Linked DNA regions of Homo sapiens: region 2 is linked to region 1. A link is a loop called in an ENCODE intact Hi-C map of the cell type or tissue named here. Cell type or tissue: gastrocnemius medialis. All regions are shown on one strand. Each heading gives the region's core, and the rest is flanking DNA. Links, peaks and the distances in the headings are about the cores only. Region 1 holds the start of JAG2 (jagged canonical Notch ligand 2). Region 2 overlaps PACS2 (phosphofurin acidic cluster sorting protein 2).

Region 1 (5,355 bases), core at 241-5,240:
CAGGTATGGGGTGTGTGCCAGGGAGGGGCTGCCAGGTATGGGGTGTGCGGGTCTTGGCCAGCCTCAGCTTCACTCTACCCAGATGAGGCCCCAGCAGGACATTCACAGGACAGGAGCTCTGCCTGACCCACAGCAGCCTTGCTGTGCTGCCCTTACCAGCAGCCTGCCTGGTGACACCACGAGAGTGCGATGGGCCCTCCGGGTTGACCAGCAGAGGCCTCCCACTACCTCAGAGGGACCTCTCGCAGGCACCAGGTGGGTCTGGCCCCTGAAGCACTGAGGGGACAGGTGACAGGGCACCCGGACCTGGGTGTAGTCCAGCCCCTCACTTTGCTCCGCAGCCCGATGGGGTGGGTCAGCAGGCAGTGCTGCCGGGCCTAATGGAGCTGGCATTGATTTCCCGGCACTGGAGGGGGGGTTGTAACCGGAAACTCCCCTCCCCGTCTGCTATATTTAGCACTGCAGGACCCAGCGGAAGCACAGCTTACTCTGGAGCCTCGCCGGCTCTGTCCAAACCCCTGGCAGCCCGTCCTCAGCCTGGTCCCCAGGACTGCCCTATGGGCCCAGAGCCCCTGGCCAGGCTGAGCAGCTGCACCCTTGCCCTCTGCATACAAGCTGGGCACCGCCCAGCGCTCAGAGTGGGAGCCCTCCAGGCTGGGGGACGGGTGGCTCTGGGAGGCTGGAGGGTGCTGTGGTCCAGTGGGCCCCAGAACAATGACGAGGTCCCTTACTAGAAGAGACCAGGTAGCCTGGTCTGGTGAGGGTTGGGGCTGGAGCCCTGGCCGCCACTGATCTCAGCCCCTCACCCCAGCAAGGTGCAGCAGGGGGCAAATGTGTTTTGTGAAATATGTATGAGGGGCGAGGGTTCCCACTGCTGCCTTCTGGAAACTCAAACCAGGGTCCAGCTGCCTGGCATTTCTGGCTCAAGGGCTGCTGAAATTCCTGCAGGGAAGGGACCCCCTCTCCGATGCCTCCTATGTCCCCCTCCTTCCTAAGGGCAGGTGCGGCCACCTTCCTGACCTGGGTGCTCTCATGGACATCGTGAGGTCTGGCTGACCCATGCCCGTCCACGCTCTGGCGGCCCCCTATGCCAGCTTCTGTATGACTTGTCTAAGTCCTCTGTCCACCCCCGGGCTGGGGGCTCCTGAGGGTGTGCAGGGGCGGAGTCTCCCTTGTTCACCACTTGGCCAAGTGCCCAGCAGAGGCACCCAGCACCCCCTCCCCCACCATAGTGGGGCAGTGGGCGCAGGTGGGGATGGAGCCCTGGGCCTCTGGAGCCGGGCAGGGGGCTTCTCTGTCCTGGGGCTTCCCTCTCTCGAGTACCCGAGTACCTGCCCCCAGGCCAAAGCACAGGAGAGGTGGCATCTCCACAGGGAGCCCCTCCCCCCGTAGGCGGTAATCACCGCCCACACACCGGAAGGCGGCAACTGGAAGGCTCTGAACACAGCTTGGATTCTCTTGTTTGGTGGGGGTCTCTGTGCGGGCCTCATCCTGGCTTGTGTCTTAATCCCCACGAAGCCTACCCACCACCAAGTTTGGGGTGGGCACTCTGAGCAGAGCCAGCTGAGGTGGGCATGGGGGGCTCCCACCCACCCCTTTAGGGACCTTCAGCTGAGCCTGCGGCCTGGATCCTGGAGGAGCTGCTAAACAGGGATGGAGCAGGCAGACCCTGCGCATGGGGTGTTCACAGGCCCTGTGCCTCCAAAGCTCTCTTCCTTCAGCCCTCAGCCCCAGCAGCATGGTGGCAGTGACTTGCTCCAGGCTGGGGGGCTGCACAGCCACCCAGCTCCGGGCACAGGGCAAATTTGCGAGAGGAGCTAGGGGGAGAGAAGACAGCTCAGTTATCATGGGGATGGGTTGAGGACCCCTCTGGACCATATGGGGATCTTTAACCACCAAGGTGACCCCTAGCTCTGGAAAGGACCGTGCTCACTGGAGGAGAGGAAGGTGCCATTGGTTTTGACCCTGTGGAGGAGCTGCGAGGTCACCCAGGGAGAGGGCAAGGAGGTGACCGCAGAGGATGGGGTGTGGAAGCCTGGTGACCAGGGCAGCAGTGGGAGGCCTCTCTCGGGGTAGCCTTCAGGGACAGGCACTGCCGACTTTTGTTCCCCATTTCCCGCCTCTCGCCCCCCAAGCCCAGACCTGAGTTTGGGGGGCGAGAGGCGGGAAACGGGGAATGTGGCCTGAGCATTTCCTGAGGGCATGGCCTGGCTACCTCGACGCCAGCGCCGAGCTGAGCAGTCTGCACCCTGGAGCATTTGTTGACTGGCTGCTTGACCAGCGCGCCTCGCAGAGGGGAAGGCAGGGGCGTCGGAGGGGCGCAGCGCCCCCTGCAGCCGGCGTGGAGGCGGTAGGAGCGGCGCGGAGAAGGGGAGATTCTCGGAGGAGGTGGGGGGCGCGCAGTAGGGGCTGGGCCCGGCTCTGGCCCCAGGGCCGCGCCACCCCGCGTGGGGGCCGAGCCCTGATCAGAGTAGGAGGCGGCATCTCCTCTGGGACTGCGAGGAGCGCGGCGGTGGCGCACTGATGGGAGGGGACCACACGGCAACCTCGGGGCGCCCCACCCCCGGTTTCTGACACCCGGCAGGAGCCCAGGCGGAGGAGGGGAGGCAGCTTTGCGGCGCCGGCGCACGCCTCGCCGACTCACGCGGAGGTGTGAGCGGGGCCCCCGCGGCCCGCGCTGACCCCGAGGCCCCGTGCCCCCGCCGCCCGGGCGCCCTGGGGGGCGCGCGCCGGGCCGGGGCGCTGGCAGGCGACGCCCTCCACCGCCTTTAAAGCCTGGGGCGCCCCCGGACCCCCCCCCGGCCCCACCCCGCGGCGCGGCCCCGCCCCCTCATGCATATGCAGGTGCGCGGGTGACGAATGGGCGAGCGAGCTGTCAGTCTCGTTCCGAACTTGTTGGCTGCGGTGCCGGGAGCGCGGGCGCGCAGAGCCGAGGCCGGGACCCGCTGCCTTCACCGCCGCCGCCGTCGCCGCCGGGTGGGAGCCGGGCCGGGCAGCCGGAGCGCGGCCGCCAGCGAGCCGGAGCTGCCGCCGCCCCTGCACGCCCGCCGCCCAGGCCCGCGCGCCGCGGCGCTGCGCTCGACCCCGCCCGCGCCGCCGCCGCCGCCGCCTCTGCCGCTGCCGCTGCCTCTGCGGGCGCTCGGAGGGCGGGCGGGCGCTGGGAGGCCGGCGCGGCGGCTGGGAGCCGGGCGCGGGCGGCGGCGGCGGGGCCGGGCGGGCGGGTCGCGGGGGCAATGCGGGCGCAGGGCCGGGGGCGCCTTCCCCGGCGGCTGCTGCTGCTGCTGGCGCTCTGGGTGCAGGTGAGCGGGGCGGCGGGGGCGGCGGGGGTCGCGGACGGGGCACACCGGGCCGCCCCTAGGGGCCGGGCGGGCACTGCCTGGGGCCGCCGTGGTTCGGAAGCCCTCGAGGCTGCGCGCGGCGGCTGGGGCTCCGGGCGGGCGCGGCTGGGTGGGGGCGGGGCGGCGGGGCCTGTTCCCCCACCCCTGGCGCCCGGCCCGCCGACCCCGGCCCGCGCCTCCCTCCGCTCTCCCGCTGCCTTATTTTTAGGCGGCGCGGCCCATGGGCTATTTCGAGCTGCAGCTGAGCGCGCTGCGGAACGTGAACGGGGAGCTGCTGAGCGGCGCCTGCTGTGACGGCGACGGCCGGACAACGCGCGCGGGGGGCTGCGGCCACGACGAGTGCGACACGTACGTGCGCGTGTGCCTTAAGGAGTACCAGGCCAAGGTGACGCCCACGGGGCCCTGCAGCTACGGCCACGGCGCCACGCCCGTGCTGGGCGGCAACTCCTTCTACCTGCCGCCGGCGGGCGCTGCGGGGGACCGAGCGCGGGCGCGGGCCCGGGCCGGCGGCGACCAGGACCCGGGCCTCGTCGTCATCCCCTTCCAGTTCGCCTGGCCGGTACGTGCGCTCCATCCCTCGTGCTCCAGCCCTTCCCTCTCTCTCCGCGCCCCGGCCCCGCGCGCTTCGCGACCCCCAACACCTGCGGCCGGGTCTGCGTGCGAGCCGCGCGCGCCCAGGCGGGGCGGGGCCGGCAGGGGGCGCGTGCTCTGGGGACTTGGTCCGCGCCTGGCCACGTGGGCGCGCCGGGGCCCCGGGGCCACCGGGAGCGGGGTCGCGGCGGGGGCGGGGCGGCGGCGTCCCGCGTGCGCGGCGGTGTGCGGCGTGTGCCTGCGTCGCCCTGCGCGTGTCTGTCTGGGTGGGGAGGCGAGGCGAGGCGCCCCGGTCCCGGGCAGGCCGCGGTGGCATGTGCGCAGCGCGTGCTGGGGCTGGTCTAGGGCAGGCCCTGACTGAGCCGCCCCGGGCCCGTGGCCAGCCTGCGCCTGCCCTGCAGTTTCCTGGATGCCTGGGGGGCACGGGCGGGCGCCGTGGGACCTAGGCCCGGGAGAGCCTAACGCCTAACGCTTATGTCGGCAGAAGCCCCCGATGGTGACCCAAGATCGTTCAGAGACAGAGATAGTGGATCCTGGTGCAGTGACCTTCTGTGGCACTGCCCTGTTTGTGGGTTTTTTTGGTTTTGTTATTCTGGAGGGGCAGAAGCTGAGTCGGGGCTGTCTGGTCTCCCCTGGCAGGTGGCCAGTCAGGCAGGAGCCCTGGCCTGGGCGTGCTGGGAGGAGGGGTGGTAGGGGTCCAGTGTCACTGGGAAACAGGTACTCATCCCAGTGGGCTGGCAGGTGGGTAGTGGTAGGTGGGCAGGCCCAGGCCTCGGGCGCCTTACCTCATTGCCTGGAGCACGGCCTTGCCCTGGTGCCCAGAGGTCCTTCCCTGCTTGGTCATTGTGCTGGGGGCCTGGAACTGGGTGAGTGCGGGAATGAGAGCACCATGCAGACCTGTGATCAGGGAGTAGATGGATCTGGGAGCCAGGAAGTGGCTCCAGTCAGCAGGAGGCACCGGAGTGTGCCCACCTGGTATCCTGGGCCCTGAAGTGATTGTGAGTTGAGGGCAATCCCTGCCGAGCTCACGCCAGTTGGGCCTGCCGTGTGTGGCTCCCAGTCCTGTGCTGTACCTTTGCAGCCCTGGCTGGCAGCCTTGCCTGCTGCCCCCATCCTCACCGCTTCCTGAGCTCCCACCCGTGGAAGCTGGCCACAGTCTCCTCTGGCCATGTCCTCAACCCGTGAGCACCCCGCCGAGTATCCCTTGACCAGGGGGGCCCCAGAGAGGGGAAAGTGTCCCCCAGATGGAAAAGGCAGGGGCGGGCATGGGAGGGCCCAGGCAGTTGTGAGAAGCCCAGCCCCTCGCCCCCACGGCGGTGCAGCAGGCAGGTCTGAGCAGGGCCCGCAGCCTGTCATCTGCACCTGGGCCTGAGCCAGCGTGGCCCCACATCGCTACCTGAGGATGTGTTTTCTGCTCGAGTTGGCA
Region 2 (5,355 bases), core at 85-5,084, 160 kb before region 1:
CACACCTAGGGAAACACTCAACCTCTGACCAAGAGTCACCCCCTAATCAGTGCTGGAAATTTTCCCAGGGAATAACTGGAACCACTGCAGGGCCTGGTCCACTGAAGGTTGACGAATCCTGGGGGGAGGCACTGTTCTGATAGAATCCGCAGTGAAACCTCGGGTGGCCTGGGCCGGTGAGCCAAGGCTCGGCTGTCAATGGCCCCTCGGGTGGCCTGGGCCGGTGAGCCAAGGCTCAGTTGTCAATGGCCCCTCGGGTGGCCTGGGCCGGTGAGCCAAGGCTCGGCTGTCAATGGTCCATCGGGTGGCCTGGGCCGGTGAGCCAAGGCTCAGTTGTCAATGGCCCCTCGGGTGGCCTGGGCCGGTGAGTCAAGGCTCGGCTGTCAATGGTCCTGCTCCCTGGCAGGGAACCGCTCGAGCCACAGTCGCAATCTCTGGATATCATGTTGCTAATTAAAGAAACCTCCAAAACCTTCGATAGCCCACCAGAGTCAGGTGCAGTCCAAGAGCCTGGCCAGCTGTCCTCTGCCCCTGCCACATCCTCCCCAGGCAAGTACAGTGAGCAAGCGGCAGAGGCATGAGATGCACCACCCTGCCCCCAGCACAGGCTCCGAGCGCTAGCGGCAGACACCTGCTGTGATTCCTGGCCCCGCCCCCAGCACCATTTGACAGGACCACGGCAGGAGAACAACTCCACCCCAGCCCCCTGTCACCACTTGCCGAGGGTCTGAGAAGCAAGAGGATGGTGCAGGAGCTATCCACGGGAGCCAAGGTCCCCGCCCCTCAGGCCCACGATCCCCAGTGCTCAGGCAGTCAGCGCAGCAGGCAGTAGCGGCAGGCACTGACCTGGCCGCGCACATCCCCTCAGGCTACCACCACTGCAGCCTCTCGACCTTCCTGGACCCCTCCCCAAGGCCTGCCCTCCTTCCCCCTCGCTTCTGAGGCTCGCTCTGTGTGGCCAGGTCAGGCACGCCGGCCTCCCAGCTGGTGAGATACCCCTTGGCCCTGTGGCCTTGCAGCTGTTCTTCACGCCCAAAGCTGACACCTCCCGCAGGAGACAGCGACGCTGGACCTGATAGGTGCTGTATTTATAAACATAAGCCACGCTCAGCTCCGTTTCCAGCTGAAGCCATAGCCAGGCGAGCCAAGAGTGCGTCGATTCGGGTGTAGTGACTTAACTTTCCAAGGCGCGACAACCTTTACGTCCAGCTAGGTGGGAAAAACAGGAAGTCCAGGGCCAAGCTGGAAACTGCAGGAGCCGAAGGAACAGCAGGACTGACTGCAAGGGGCAGGCTGGCGGTGACTGGAGGCCACCCAGGGCACCACAGCAGCTCCCACCAGGAGGAACAGTAGAGTCCTGGCCGCAGGGTGAACGTGGAGCTCATAGCAGAAAGCACGCTCAGGCCAGGAGAGCCCAGACCTCAGGGTGGGTCTTCACGGCCAGAGCTCCCGCTCCCCTCCCTGGCTAGGCCACACCCCAGGCTTGAGGTGGGGGAGGAAGGAGAGCCCTAGGCCAGACCGAGGGGCCTCATGACCTGACACTTGGGTGGCACACAGGCAGCCCGAGAATGTGGAAGGGCCACCCTCCCGGGCCCCACCACGGAGCACCTTCTAGAGGCACCGGCGGGCACTGCCTGAAGCCTGAGCCGCCATCCCTCTCCTTGGTGCTCAGAGGAACGAACAGCCCAATTCAGCACCGCACCAGGAAGGCCTGGCCCCGAGGGACTGCCTGCTAGCAGGGCATCGGCCTCCTGCCACTCACCCTCCTGAGGCGCTCCTGGGGCGACTGGGAAGATGCAGGATGTCTGGTATGTCCACCCTCAAACTGACCAGGAGCGAGCTCATACGGAAGCCTCAACTCCACTGCTGCTGCGGAGCCCCCGCCCCACCCGTGTCCAGGACCAGGAAGCAGGTGCGGGTCTCAACTCCACTGCTGCGGGGGAGCCCCCGCCCCACCTGTATCCAGGACCAGGGAGGCGGGCGCTGGTCTCGAGGCGGCCCTGGAGACACCTGCACGAGCCCAGCATGCAATGCCCATGAAAAGTCTTGCCCAATTATTTTGCATCTAAAAAGAGGGAAGTCCTGGCTGGGGCCATACAATAAAGAAATATTGTCAATGCCTCCTGCAAGGTCAGCTACAGAATTACACTGGGAAATGAGACTCAAATTAAACAAAAGATGCTGGTGGCATCCTAGCTGTCAACTGGTCCCTGGTCACCTCTGTCCTGATGCAGATGTGGGACTCCCAGAAGGTTGGAGAGTAAACAAAGGCATGGAGGAGGGGCCCAGCAGAGGGGCCAAGCTCGCAGGACAGCAGCCCAAGGTCAGGGCCCTTCCCATCAGCATTGGCTTGGTGCCGTTCCCCGTGCTCACCAGAACAAGAACAGCATTTGAGAAGAGGGATGTGCATCTGCAGGTCTGCCTCGCTGTGGATCCACATCCTGGCCTGCCAGGGAAGGGACAGTGCTGGTCACCCCCACAATGGCCATCTCCCCAAGATGAAAGGCATCCTGGGGAAGGCTGAAGGGAGGCTGGACTGCATGGCCACTTTGCTGCCCAGCTCAAGACACACCTGGCTCCTGGGGCTGCTGAGCTGAGCTGCCTGTGCGTGGCGGCTGCTGCCAGCTGCTCTTAGGACACGGGCTGGATGGGGCAGTCGAGAGACAGAAATGCGAGACACAGCATTGCACCGAGCGAGCTGACCACCTGGGCCTCAAGCCCGTGGATCCCAAACTCCTCTGCCAAGCAAGGCCCAGGATGTTGGCCCGAAAGGTTGTGCAAGGGCTGCATGGGGACTGAAGGCCCTTCCAAGTCCCCTCCCCTGCTCCAGCTCACCCCACCTTGTCTCAGGACTCAGGGGTCATTAGAACCCATCTGTCTCCTTGCTGAACCCCTGAAGAGAGCCGCTACCCTGAAGCAAACCCTCCCCCAGCCCCACCCCACCCCGAGCCACAGCACTGACCCCTCCACAACCACTGTGTCCGAGCCCCCCCCCGTCCCACCACCCTACGACGGTGCCCTCAGGGCTGGGACACAGGCGAAGAGCCAGCTGGAGTGTCTCTGCACTTGGCCAGGTGCTGCCTGTGTCCGGGGGCAGGGGGTGCCCACAGCTTGGCCAGGGGGTGCTGAGGAAAGGCTGGTTGGGGCAGTGGAGCGGAACAGCCAGGCCCAGAGCGGGTTGCTCAGCCCCAGGCCCGTGTGCACCCCCAGCAGGAAGGGCAGACCCACCCCTTCCCCAGTGTCTTCCCTTGCCCATTTCTGCCCCTTTTGGGTCCTGACTCCTCTGTTGAGCGGCATCTGCACCCCAGGGGACCCAGCATGGCCCCTGACCATGCAGAGGACCTGGGGCTACGGCCATGAATGTCCCGGGCCTGAGAGCAGCCCAGCAGTAGCCAGTGCTCCCTGGGGCTCCTGGAGAGCCTGCCCCCCATCCGTGGGGTGAGACGGGGCGCCACCGGCCTCCACAGGCCGGAGCCCTCGAGGAGCTGCTGACGACCCCAGCACCATGACCAGCAGCCACGCTCTCATCACTCTCACAACCCTGCTAAGTCGGCCTGAGCTGAGCACACATCGGCGCGCGCCTGCGGAGCAGAAAGGGACGGCCTCTCAGCGCTCGGCTATTTTTAGGGCTGCCTCTCAGAGCAGCTGCTGAGCCAGCCAGGCCCAGCCACCCTGCGGGGCCAGCAGCTCACAGGCCTCAGGGCTGCCCTCAGCGGGAGCCTGTCCTACAGAGACCCTCCACGGCCAGGCAGGAATAAGCACGCCACACCCTGCCCCCTGGTCCTGGGGAAAGCACTGTACAACCTCCATCCTGCCACCCCTTCCCACCTGCACCTGAGCACCCTGTCTCGGCAACGCCACTGCCTGCCACCACCACACACAAGTCACAGGGTCCAAAGAGACCCCCGTCACTGTGACTGACCGCAGACCCGCTCTCTGCAGCAGCCCCCCGACCCCGCCACAGCACCGCAGCTGCCCACTCCATCAAACCTTCCTGAGACGCATGCTGAGAATGCTGGGCAGAGAGAGGGAAAGGGCTGGTTCTAGTGCCCAGATCCAAGGAAAGCATCCTTTAGTCCAAGGGCACTGTAGCCCCCTGCCCTCCATCTCCTGCACAAAAGCCAGTCCCCAGCAGGAGACCCACTGACATGTGACTCCAGTGTTGACAGCAGGACAGAGCTGCCAGAGGTTTCCAGGCATCTTGAAAGCAGGGCACAGCCTGCGCGGACAGAGCGGTGTGCACGCACCGTGCAGGCCACGGCGATGGGCCAGGTCCTCCGAATCCCCAAGGCCTCCAGGGCTACGGGCACCGTCCTGCTGCCCCTTGGCCCCAGCTCGAGTGCTGCCCAGCCTACAGGCCACTGGCTGCCCAGGTCAGCTTCCTCAGCCCCTCCCTCAGAGCAGCCCATCTTCCCTGGATCACTGCAGACCACCTCCGAAAGCCCTGTCCCAAGCCCTGCACGACACCTCCCACCCATCTCCACCTGCACACCCTGAGGCAATCTCCACCTCCAGTGTGGTCCACCACTCCAGCAGCACTGCTCTCCCAAATACACACACTTGAAATAGTCCAGCGACTTCCCCACCACTCAAAATGAAACCACACTCCTTGGCATGACATCCTGGTTCCATTACAGGAACGTCCGCCAAGGAGCTACACTGTGCAGGCTCTGGGCAGCACCGAGCAAGGCAGACAGGGTCCCGCCGTGAGAGTCTCGTGCAGGCTGGCAGCGGTCAGTAGGCAACATGCGTCCTGAGGAGACGCCCCTGCACGTGGACAGAGGCAGGGGGAAGGGCTGGAGACAGGCTACTGCCCCAGCCAGCCGCCGCCCACTGACACCACCCAGTGCATCTATGGATGTGGAGGATCCGGCAGGAAGAGCAACACGTCCAATTGTTGCTCCAGAGGTGAGAGAGAGAATAGCGCAGAACCAACAGCAGAAGAAAAAGTGGCTGAGAGCTTCCCGGGACTCATGAAAATCATCGATCCACAAAGTCAGCAAGTCTAGTAACCCCGACTCAGGCAATCACAAGAGAACCCACACCAGGACCCACCATGAGACGACCGTTGGCAACGATGACATGACCACAAAGCCACCCAGACGTCTCCCTCCAGCCTGTCACGGCCGCTGACCTCTTACAGCAAAGCTGGAAGTCAAAGCCAGGGACGCCCTGCCTGGACCTGTGGGAGGAGCACACACCACCCCAGCATCGTACAACCAGCACACGCCCTGCTCAGGGTGAGGGTAAACTAAAACATCTTCAGACAAACAGAAAGAGAAGGTAGTTATCAGCAGATCCTCACTAAAGGAAATCCTAAGAACAAATATTCAACAGAAGAAGGAAAATGATTCC

Evidence for each region. Peaks named below come from ENCODE experiments on the same cell type or tissue, not always from the same donor. Only the 100,000 strongest peaks of a DNase experiment are listed, where the experiment ranks them.
Region 2: it touches region 1 in a loop (2.0-fold over the local background); 1 of 110 quality-filtered maps calls a loop at or near these places.

Annotation. Positions count from the first base shown.
Region 1 is chr14:105,166,299-105,171,653 of GRCh38, reverse strand. It overlaps JAG2 (jagged canonical Notch ligand 2), which reads left to right and starts at 2,878. Exons shown (of 26, transcript NM_002226.5): 1 at 2,878-3,299; 2 at 3,547-3,897. The coding sequence starts at 3,234. RefSeq lists enhancers at 172-1,008, 3,657-4,156. In gastrocnemius medialis, for the core only: CTCF peaks have their summits at 2,136 and 2,336 (motif pointing left); DNase peaks (open chromatin) are centred at 463, 2,873, 3,587 and 4,267; H3K4me3 peaks cover 1,974 bases; H3K27ac peaks cover 4,255 bases.
Region 2 is chr14:105,322,810-105,328,164 of GRCh38, reverse strand. All of the region lies in intron 1 of PACS2 (phosphofurin acidic cluster sorting protein 2), which reads right to left. Among named protein-coding and RNA genes, the nearest start is that of PACS2, 11 kb to the right of the region's middle. RefSeq lists enhancers at 1-147, 4,736-5,245. In gastrocnemius medialis, for the core only: no CTCF peak of the experiment used is centred there; DNase peaks (open chromatin) are centred at 594, 1,054, 2,684 and 3,624; H3K4me3 peaks cover 1,074 bases; H3K27ac peaks cover 5,000 bases.